Regions from separate parts of the Homo sapiens genome. Here region 2 is linked to region 1. A link is a loop called in an ENCODE intact Hi-C map of the cell type or tissue named here. Cell type or tissue: heart right ventricle. All regions are shown on one strand. Links, peaks and the distances in the headings refer to the core of each region. The heading gives the core; the rest is flanking DNA.

Region 1 (5,510 bases), core at 206-5,205:
GTATGTTGGATGATAAAATAGAACTCAATAAGTTACCTATAGATTGAAAGATTGAAAAAGAGATGTCCCAAATCAAAAACAGTCTTTAACACATTAAAATTTAAAATCCTACATTTGAGTTTAAAGAATATTTGAATCCTATGGGATCTGGATAGCTTTAGCATTTTGGTTGATTACACGTACACAAGGTAAACGAAGAGTGGAGCCTATCTGCCAGGAAGATGCTAATGTAAGCTCAGGCCATGTTAGCAGTGTCCATACCTAAAAAAGGGATTATTCCTTGTTCAGGTTAAATAATATCTGGGTTACTCTGTTTACCTTAAGGTACAACTCTTAAGGGATGAAATCAAATGGATTATCCAAAAAAGCACAACCAGGATGGTGATGGGTTTTGAAATTATGAGGAACATGAGAAACAGCAGTAAAGGAAAATGGTAAAGTGAGGGCAGTGTGCTAATAATTAACATAAATCTTTCCCCAAATGAAAGTTTTGTCATGTGAAAGGAAGATTAGATTTATTCTCTATGACCCTGCAAAACAAAACTATGGTCAGTGTACAGAAAAATGGAATGCATACTTTGATTAAGTATAAAGAATAAAATTGTGATAATTAGAGCTGTCCAATAATGGAACACGTGCGTCATACGCTGATGTATTCATTCCATGTCCTGCAAAGTATTCAAACAGGTCCCATAATATTATCCAAAGGATCCATGTACCAAGAATTACATTATTTCCATGGCATTCTAGGATTCTAACTACATACAAGTGAGTGTAGCATAGTTCATCTAGACAGTAGAACTCTCTAGCTGAGACATAATATTCTTGAATTGCTTTGTCTAAAACAAAATAGTCTAAAGCACATTTGAATATGACTGATGTTCATAAGCTAGATGCAAAATCATGTCTCATTACTTCATTGTCTAACTTCATTTAAAACAGTGAGTTTTTAAAATGTGGGTCCAAACTTTCAAAAGATTTGGCTTTTGAAATATAAACCCTCTCAAAAAAAATTTGTACTATCTATACCTTTTCAGATATTACAGATTTTTTTCTCAACACCTACCAATCTCAGACACATATCACTCCAAGTTTTAAAACAAAACAGAAAACATTAAAATAAAAAAAAAAAACAGAAAGAAGCAGATTTGCTGTTAGATAATAGGGAAAATTTGTCTTATCTAACAGATATAATATTGACTTTTCAAAAGAAAATATTCGTGGGCTTTAATCACAAAGAGAAGGAGACGTAATATATAATGCAGGAAAAATAAGTTTGTACAAAATTTTTACAGGGCACATTCTTTGTTCTTTGTCCATACTAGAAAAAATTAGTTGGCTATGAGTTGCAAAGAACATGCTGTTATAAAACGAAAAGTTGACATCTGGATCCAGCCCAAAGAATAAAAGCATCACCCTATAATATTTACTTAAGAATCACAGAAGTTCATTTTAAGGTTAAGAAACTTGCATAATAGAAAATTTTTATCAAAGTTTACTCAAGTTTGGCTACAGTGTATGTATATAAAATGCCTAAAATGGAGTACGTGATTGGGCAATGTAGTGCCTTTGAAGTTACATATTTAGTAATGCCTTAGCATTATTGCCTGTTTTAAATATAAAGAGCTTTCATGTTAGTTCCTGTGACCTAATGAATTTCCTCAAGAGTACTTTATTAAATCGTATCTTCCTAATGCTAGGAATAATAGCTACAGGAATAAATTAAATTTAAAATGATTTATTTTTGCCCACAAAAGAGCATTTCCCAGTTACACTTAAATAATGTCTTTTTTCTTTAATGTTTCACTTTGAAAACAAAATAAAATAACATTTTACTTTTATGTTTTTATTTCATATCTAGTTTTTACTTTGAGACAATAGATGAAAGGATGTTTAAAGGAGACAGTAAGTAGAGTTGCATAAAATAAAATGAGAATAAAATTTGGGAAATAAAATTCCATCTTCTAAGCGTGAAATAAGGGTATCTAATGAGTAAATTTAGGTAAAAAACCATTCTCATGATATTCACAGGAATGTATATTGTAAAGACTTTCCTGGAAGGCATTTTGGCAGGAAGGATAACTGCAGTTAATTTTCATATACTTTAACCTGATTATTCTACCTCTAGGATGTATTCTAAATAAACAACTACATGTACCACAAGGCTGCTCATGCAACCTGAAAACAACCATACTTATAAATATATACATAAAATTATATAACCATAAAATAATGCACAATTCAGTTTTTGATTAACATGGAAAGATTTTCAAATGGCAAGACCAGGTTATAGAATAATATATGTAATATGACCATTTTTGTGCATAGAGGATAAAAGTATGGGAAAGAACCCTAACTATGAACAATGATCCTGGTTGAGTTTGGGCGGGTGGGGAAAGGATTGGGAGGTGAGCAGCTTACATTAAGTCTTTTAAAAACATGGATTTAAACAATATTTTCTTGACACATTAAACTAGTAAATTTCTACTTTCTAATATAAAGAAAAAGCTAATCATTCAAAAAGCTTTATTAAATGATGTAAATAGCTTTGTTTCAATGTAACTTTTAATCACTATAAGCAAAATGAAGTATCTCAAGAATACTAATGATTACATTCATGTTTCCTCTGGATAGTAAATCCTTTGCTGCCATCTTCTGGAACTTGATTATTAACGTATACTCTGGGCTTCCCAGAAGAGACAAAAGAATAATTACATCCTTACATGAGCACAATGCTGACGCCAAATTAGCTGTATGCACGTGCTAAATCATTTCTTTTATTCTCATTAACCTACAGTCGGGCTCTGGACTTCCCTTGAGAATCCTGAATGGGATTATTTTTTTACAAAGAAATTCCCACTAAGTAATGCCTGGGCTTTCTTCAGTGCTGGATTTTAATTCCACAAAAACTCATAATCTTACAAATGCATATAATGATAACAGATAAAATAGAACAATTTGAATAAAGAGTAACGTGTAAATAAGTGATTAAAAAAACTTGAAACTATGTTTACCCTCCCCCCCCCTTTTTTTCAAACATTAGTTTGGGGCCCTTTATTTAGGAAATCTTAATCAGAAATCCAACATACAAACAAAGAGAACTGGGCATCCACTTGTATCCTTCTTCAAAAAAGTGCCTAAAAGTATATTTGCATTCGTGTGTGAAACTAGATTTGTCTTAAAGGGATCATGTACAAAGCAGGAAGGAGCCAAGCAATTCCAGAAAGGTGGATGAACAGAGGAGCTACACATGGGAGAAATGATGCAAAAAGACAGTGTGTGCTAATCGATCAGGAAAGAAGGAAAGCACTGGGTTAATTTCTTACATAACAATAATGTGGTTTTATATATGTGAGATGCCATTAAAAGTAAAGATTCCTTAAAACTTCAGTGATACAATAGAGGCTATATAATCAATCTTGTCTGGGACATTTCCAGGAAAAAGCAATGTTCTTTCAAACCTATCTGGGTCTTAAGATGTGACTGTACTGTGCGCTTTCCCTTCACCACTCACGTCTGGAAAGATAATGAACTCCCTCAGCCCCACTTCCTTATCTCCCATTCACTTGCAGACTTAATCAGTCATGCTTCAGCTTTCTTCTCTCCCAGTTGAAGCTGGTGAATGTTTAACTCTTGGGATGGGGAAGGATGTGAGAAGGGAACACCCTGATTTGTAGCATTGTAGCATTTGCTGATTTCAAGTAATTCCACCATCACTGATCTAAAGCTGATGTCATTGAATGCAGAGCTGGGCTTGGATGTGCACAAGAGACTCTCCTGAGTAGGTATGAGCTCCAGTGCACAAGGGCCTCTGCTGAGTAGGTGTGAGATCCAGCACACCTCTCTCTAATCCCTCTATTGAAACTGCTCTTACCTAGGCATGGTACAGATCCCAGTGACCTCCTAAGGAAAAATCTAGTTTGCTTCTCTACTTGACTAACAGGCAGCATGAGCCACTCCCTTATTGGTGAGCCATTCTCCTCTTTGGTTCTCTTCCTATTTCCCTGGCAATTTCTTGCCTTTCTGTGCTACGTACAACCTCTGCCCATAACTTGATAGATGCTTCCTAGGGTCCTATCCTCTGCTCCCTTCTGTATTCACTCCCCTTATAATCTCAGCCCCTCAACCACTCCCATATATCACAGGCACCTCCAACTCAGGGAGTCCCAGTCTGACATCATGCTGTCCCCTCTTCCTTTTTTACCTGCACCCGGCACACACTTCAATCGTACTATTTACCATAGTTTAAAAATGTATCTATTCCTCTCTATATTCACTGATATTGCCTAATTTCATCTGCATGTCATATCTCTCCTGAGCAAATGCCACAGCTTTTTGGGTGATTTTTTTTTGTCTACCCTCCTTTCAAATTCTTCTCCCCACAACCACCATTCATCTTCCAACTCAACTGTCAAAATTACACTTCTTTGGCACAGTCTAATTACATTTCCTGCTTTCTCCCATTTTTTCTCTAGGTTAAAATATTAATTGCACAGGCCATAATCAATCCTGCTTCCCTGCCATGTGTAGGAGGCACCAACAGAAATACAACTTATTAACATAAAGTTGTATGTTTTTCCCATTCTGAGCACCAGAATCTTGACTGAAAAAGTCAGGTATATGAAAATATAGTGTAGGGGTTATATGAATATCTGATTGCTGCCATAGTCATTTACTGTCTTACAACACCATCTCCAGACAGTTCTAGAGACCACAAGTCTGAAATGCATGAGCAGGGATGCACTCCTTCTAGAGGCTTTAGGGGAGAATCCGTTCCCTGCTCCTTCCTAGCTTCTAAGGGCCATGACCCTGCATCACCCCAACTTCTGCTTCCATCGTGGTCACACCTCCTCTCTGATTCTTACCCTCTTGTACTCCAATTGTATGGACCCCTGTGACTACACTGGGCCCACTCTGATAATCCATAATCTCCCCATTTTGAGATCTTTAATTTAATCACACCTGCAAAGTCTCTTTTGAAATGCAAGTTAACACATTCACAGGTTCTGGGAATTAGAACATGGACTTTTCTGAGAGTTAACTACAGGGGTTAGTTAAGAACGCTGGCTCTGGGTCCAATCCTGGTTCAATTAATTAAAAGCTACTTGCCTGGATTTGAGTGATCTGTCAGCCACAAGTTTACAGAACTGCCCCTTAGAGGTGGAGAAACTTTTTTTTTTGTTTTTAAGAGACAGAGTCTGGCTCTGTTGCCCAGGTTGCAGTGCAGGGGTGCAATCAAAGCTCACTGCAGCCTCAGACTCCTGGGCTCAAGCAATCCTCCTGCCTCAGCCTCCAAAGTAGCTAGAACTACAGATGCATGCCACCACATCTGACTAATTTGTAAATTTTTTGTGGCAACGATGTCTTGCTATGTAGCTTAGACTGGTCTCAAACTCCTGGCCTTGGCCTCACCCTCCCAAAAATGCCAGGATTACAGACACGAACCATGGCAACTGGCCAAAATAAGGATTCTTAAATAATCCCTTCATTCATCCTTTTAACACTCAGTA
Region 2 (5,230 bases), core at 1-5,000, 550 kb before region 1:
TCACTCCCCCATGCCTTTGCTAACCAAAAGACTTGATTTTCCAGAAGAGATTTGTCGCTATGGATTTTTGGGACGCACCCAAATAAATCCATAGATACGTCCAAAGTGTCCTTGGTGGGAAGAAGCACCCCCTTTTAGCAATCCCCTCTATCGTTGCCACTGGCTTCCAAAGCTCTTCTATTTCTCTTTTATGAGAACCAGAAACAGGGAGCAGCCTGTTGGTGGAAGAAACCTGTCGTGTTTTTTTTTCCCGAGGAGGGCGCTAGTGATCAGAAGTTAGAAACAAAGAGCCTGTCTTTAGCCAGATTAAAGAATCCTGATGGTTTATGATTCTCCTTAAACTAACGCACCACTTTAAAAGTTCTTCCTGCCTTGGCGGAGACTGAGTTGAAGAAAAGAGAAGCATTTAATTTCCTTTTCATATTATTATACGAAATATAATATAATTTATATTTTATAATATTTATAATAAATACTTAGATTTGAGTCTAGCATGAAAACTCTGGAAGGGACCAGTTAGCTGAGCACAAATAATGATTTTCCTGAAACCAAGGAAACTGCAAGGGATGCCGATTTAGTGTTCGCCTCACTATGTTCTAGATAGCTGATACTATTTAACACATTTTTAAATTCATGAAAGATGCCATTATCATGATTTAATTTATTGGAAAAGAAAATTCTTTCATTCTGAATCAAACATAAGTCTGAGTTGAGTAATATTGCTCAAGGAAGTGTATCTTTTTTCCTGGTGTTTGTTGGAATTTCTCACAGGATTTCATAGCTGTGCTCTTTTCCCCCGACTCTCCTGGAAAGCTCCAATGTTTAGGAAGGCCAGCCTTCCCTGATTCTGTCCACTCTTACGTTTTGTCCAAACCGAGATGTGTACTGTTATCTCCACTTTATTATTCTTGAGTTCAGTTCTAGCTTTCAAAACCAGAAGTCCTCTTACTCTTTCAAGAACAAAATTCTGGCCTGTATTCTACCCCTATCCTCAACTTACGTTCGTTTTCCTGGTAAACGAAACCCCTTAGGGGAAAAGTCAGTTTCACCTTTATTGGTAACGTATTCATTGGCTAAATAAATAAACACACTGTCAGGCTCCTAAAAATAATATTTCAGGACAAAGCTCAAAGGGCTAGACTTATAAATATATTTTTAACATTTATTTAGATTTTAGATAATTTATAAATATATATGTGTATAATTTATGTAGTGACTCATACTGGTCCTGTAAAGAGGCCATACCCTGATGAATGTCTAGAAAATGTAACTTTTCTCAGGAGAAATACAAAGAAACAGGTTGAAAGATGGAAAGTTGGAAGTGGAGGAGGATCGAATTATGAAGACTCTTAGTACATTTTAAAAACCTCGGGTTAAGAAATACTGAAAAAATTTTCAAAGCAATTGCTGCCTGTAAGAATTTGCTTCATGAGATGGATACCCAAAAAAGAGAACATTGAGGCTTCAACGCACAGTTGCTGGAAACTGAACACCTCTCGGTGCTTAGTTGGACTTTATCCAAGAATGCTTTAAAACCGATTTTCTACCTTAGTGGTCCCCAATCTTTTGGCACTAGGGACCGGATTCATGGAAGACATTTTTTCCATGGACGGGAGGAGGGAAGTGGGGGAGATGGATGGATTTGGGATGAAAGTCTTTCATCTAAGATCATCAGGAATTAGTTAGATTAGTTAGCTGGAGATTGCTGTTCGGACTTGGGATAGAGAGCTGGACAGTGGGAAAGGTGGAAAGGGCCTTGCCTCCTTGGTAACCGTGAAACTTCTTGTTGAAATCAAGTTAATTCATTGGTGAATTGATGATTCAGGGGTTTGCAGCTGAAGATCTGGTTCAAGAAAGTCCTTGATTAATTAGTAATGTCTTTCATGGTCATGGGTTTAGAGAATGGTGAAGGTTTTAAAATTTGTTTTAATCTTAGCCTTAGATAGTTTTGTAAGTTTCCCAGGAATGCACGTTAAATGAAAGTTAGGTTAGCCCATGACTTTCCCACAAAATATTATAGTATTGTTCAGTGAAAACTAGACTCCACTATGGTTTATTATGGGATGCCTCACAAGACACCTGACTTTGGATGGCACCCCTTATCTCTGCACTTTCACTCCTTTAGAAACTTCCAGTGCTCAGGAAGCTCTTAACTATTGGATTTAGCCTACTCTCCTTTGTGCCAAAACCTAGCTATGCCCTCATATTTACTGATGCTCATTATTTTACCACAGAACATTTGGTATTCTTATCCTTTTGGGAGGCACAGACCCAATATTGGATCCAATAAAATTTGCTTGATACACTCACTTTAGAATAATATCTATGCCAAAGTACATGTGATTTTACATAAAATTTCCAAAGCTTTACCTTAAGACCAGTTGCCGTAATGACACAGGTTATATTATTATAAGATTATTTATATATTTAGGAATATTTATTTATGTGTAAATAGATGGCCATAGCATCTTTATAACAAGTGATCCTAACTAATGAGCCACTTATATGTGCTTGCCGTAATCAGCCCCTTGAAATCTGGAATTAGGTCCTCCAAATAGGCTTTATCCAAGAAAGCTTTAAAACCTATTTTCTACCTCAGTGGTCCCCAAACTTTTTGGCACCAGGGATTGGTTTCATGGAAGACAATTTTTCCACGGACTGGGGTGTGGGGGTGGGGTGAGGAGGATGCGGATGATTTCAGAATGAAGCTGTTCCACCCCAGATCATCAAGCATTAGATTCACATAAGGACTGTGCAAACTAGATCCCTTACATGCACCGTTCCCAGTAGGGTTTGTGCTCCTATGATAATCTAATGCTGCTGCCGATCTGACAGAAGGTGGAGATCAGGTGGTGATGCATGCTCGCAGGCCCCTCACCACCTGCTGTGCAGCCTGGTCGTTAACAGGCCACAGAACAGTACTGGTCCATGGCCCAGGGTTTTGAGACTCCTGTTCTACCTTATATAAAGATGAAAACACGAATTTGATGTTAGATAAGGTTGTTCAGCAGACTTTTTCTGATGAATCTCACTTAAAGCATACATTGACTAAATGGAAATATATCATAAACTTAAAATCATAGGTTATAATTTATTCATCTTCCCATACATTTATCCAATACTTTATTTAATTTCCACTGTGTCTAAAGAACTGGTCTGGGTTTTCTGAGGGATACAGTGGAGAATAAGACGCGTGCTGTCCTGTAAGAAATGTACACAAAAAATGAATATCGTTATGTTTAAGCATTGTATCCTGTAAATAAACATTTTCCTGTAAATAAAAAGAATGTAAAGACTTATACACTGGAGAAATAGATTCTCCCAAGTAGTTCACAAAAGAATGTATTTTTAATTCAATCTTTTTGTGTACATGCTCACACAAATCCTGACTACACATTTCTTATCATACATAGTAAACATATATCTGCAATATGTTTACACACACTTCAGTACACTGTATAGAAAATACTTTGTCTAAGAAACTTTTCAAAAGCTGTACTTTATAAAAGTGTATCCTTAAAAAGCTTTTATTGTTCTAATCCAAGGCTCCTCAACAGTGGCACTATTGACATTTGAGAATGGATAGTGATTTGTTGTGGGGGACCTTCCTCTTCATTGTAGGGTGAGTAGCAGCATGCATGGGCTCTATGCACCAGATGCCAGTGGCATCCCACCAGTATGACAATCCCCAGTATGACAAATGAGGGACAAAATTATCCTCAGTTGAGAATCACTGATCTAAAGTTTACAACTCCTAAGTCTTCCAAGAAATTCTCAGTGATGCTCTTTGTATACAAATATTTTACCTTTTTTGCTCATCCTCAGCTTTACTGCAATTTCCAGAAACGAAAGCACTCCTAAGGAGAACATTTTAAATCTATGTGTACAATTTATGATTTATCCTATGAAACTTCAAAATCTGCAAATGAAAGTTGTTAAAAGTCTGAGTAATGGAACTGCAAGACAAACAATGAGTTTAAAGTGCCGAAGATAAAGTGAGCTTCCAAAGTACCTTAGGTGTCTCTGTTAATTTCAATATAAAACTTATCCCATGGATACATGGGATTCATTGTAAGGGAATACACACATCATTGCGTATATTGATAAAGGCAAATAAATCATCATTAGTGGAAGGAAACCTAGATATCAATGGGGAAAAATAATAGATGTTCACTGCCTTTTCAGCTGATAAAACAGACATGAAGTCCCTTAAAGTTTATAACGCTTCAGTAGATTTCTTGCAGGCTAAATAACTATACCCCTCCACCAAATACTAGTTGTGTGATCTTAGGCAAATCATGTATCTGTTTCTCAGATTTATTCTTCTGTGAAGAGGGCTAATGTTAGCAATTACCTTTATACAGGGCTAAGTTAATTCATGTAAAACACTTAGAATGAATACTTGCATTCAATTTAACAATCCCTTCAACCCTTTGTATTTAGTGCATTCAGTGGCTGAGAACTTTCCTTGTAGAGAAATGAAAACTCAACAGTTTGCTCATAAAAGATTCGCTTACTCCTTTAGAAACAGTTGAGTACATGCAAGAAGAAAATACATGATTTCATTTACTCTTACTTAGTGGCAGTCTGTGAGAAAGATTTCACAGATTTTTCCCCTCAGGGAAGTAGATTAAGGAAACATCTGAGAACCCCTCAAGTCACCCTCCTTGGGTTTCTACTCTTTGATTGTTTTGAACATGACCATTTTCCTCTTAACTTACCCTAGCCGGAGCATTATCTAAGACTGTGGTTACCCACAGCTGGAAAGGTAAGAGGGCCAAGATGCCTGAGATAGCTGGAAGGGCTTTCTGATCCTGTAAGAAAAATGTTGATTTCTGAGGAATTTTAAAACTGCAGCCTAACCTCCTCATGAGACTGGTTCAGGTCTCTTGTCAATAGAGTTATCCTGTTTTATGATCAGACTGAACCCATCCTCTGTTTGTTGTTTGGCCTTGCTGGGATGTTTCATGACTACTCTGCAGTTCTTATCAACCTCCTTTAGCATACTCATGAAGCATCCTAGCTAGGCTAACAGGCGGGAAATTAGAATATGGAAGACACTGCTTAGAAACATATTACATTTAAATCACAGTTCAAATATGTGATCACCTCCAGTACACATGTGCACACACACACACACACACACACACAAAGGCAGCTTTAAGAGATTCTACCTCTTAGAAGGATGGCTGCTAGAAGTCATAATAAGGATAGCTTTAGGGACAGAGTC

The links. A loop is a pair of places that touch in the nucleus more often than their neighbours do. Peaks named below come from ENCODE experiments on the same cell type or tissue, not always from the same donor. Only the 100,000 strongest peaks of a DNase experiment are listed, where the experiment ranks them.
Region 2: it touches region 1 in a loop (14-fold over the local background); 50 of 110 quality-filtered maps call a loop at or near these places.

Annotation. Positions count from the first base shown.
Region 1 is chr4:155,401,215-155,406,724 of GRCh38, reverse strand. No RefSeq gene overlaps it. Among named protein-coding and RNA genes, the nearest start is that of MAP9, 27 kb to the right of the region's middle. In heart right ventricle, for the core only: a CTCF peak has its summit at 2,643 (motif pointing left); no DNase peak of the experiment used is centred there.
Region 2 is chr4:155,948,295-155,953,524 of GRCh38, reverse strand. The region is part of intron 1 of CTSO (cathepsin O); the gene reads left to right. Among named protein-coding and RNA genes, the nearest start is that of CTSO, 3.0 kb to the left of the region's middle. In heart right ventricle, for the core only: CTCF peaks have their summits at 3 and 202; a DNase peak (open chromatin) is centred at 224; H3K4me3 peaks cover 999 bases; H3K27ac peaks cover 1,830 bases.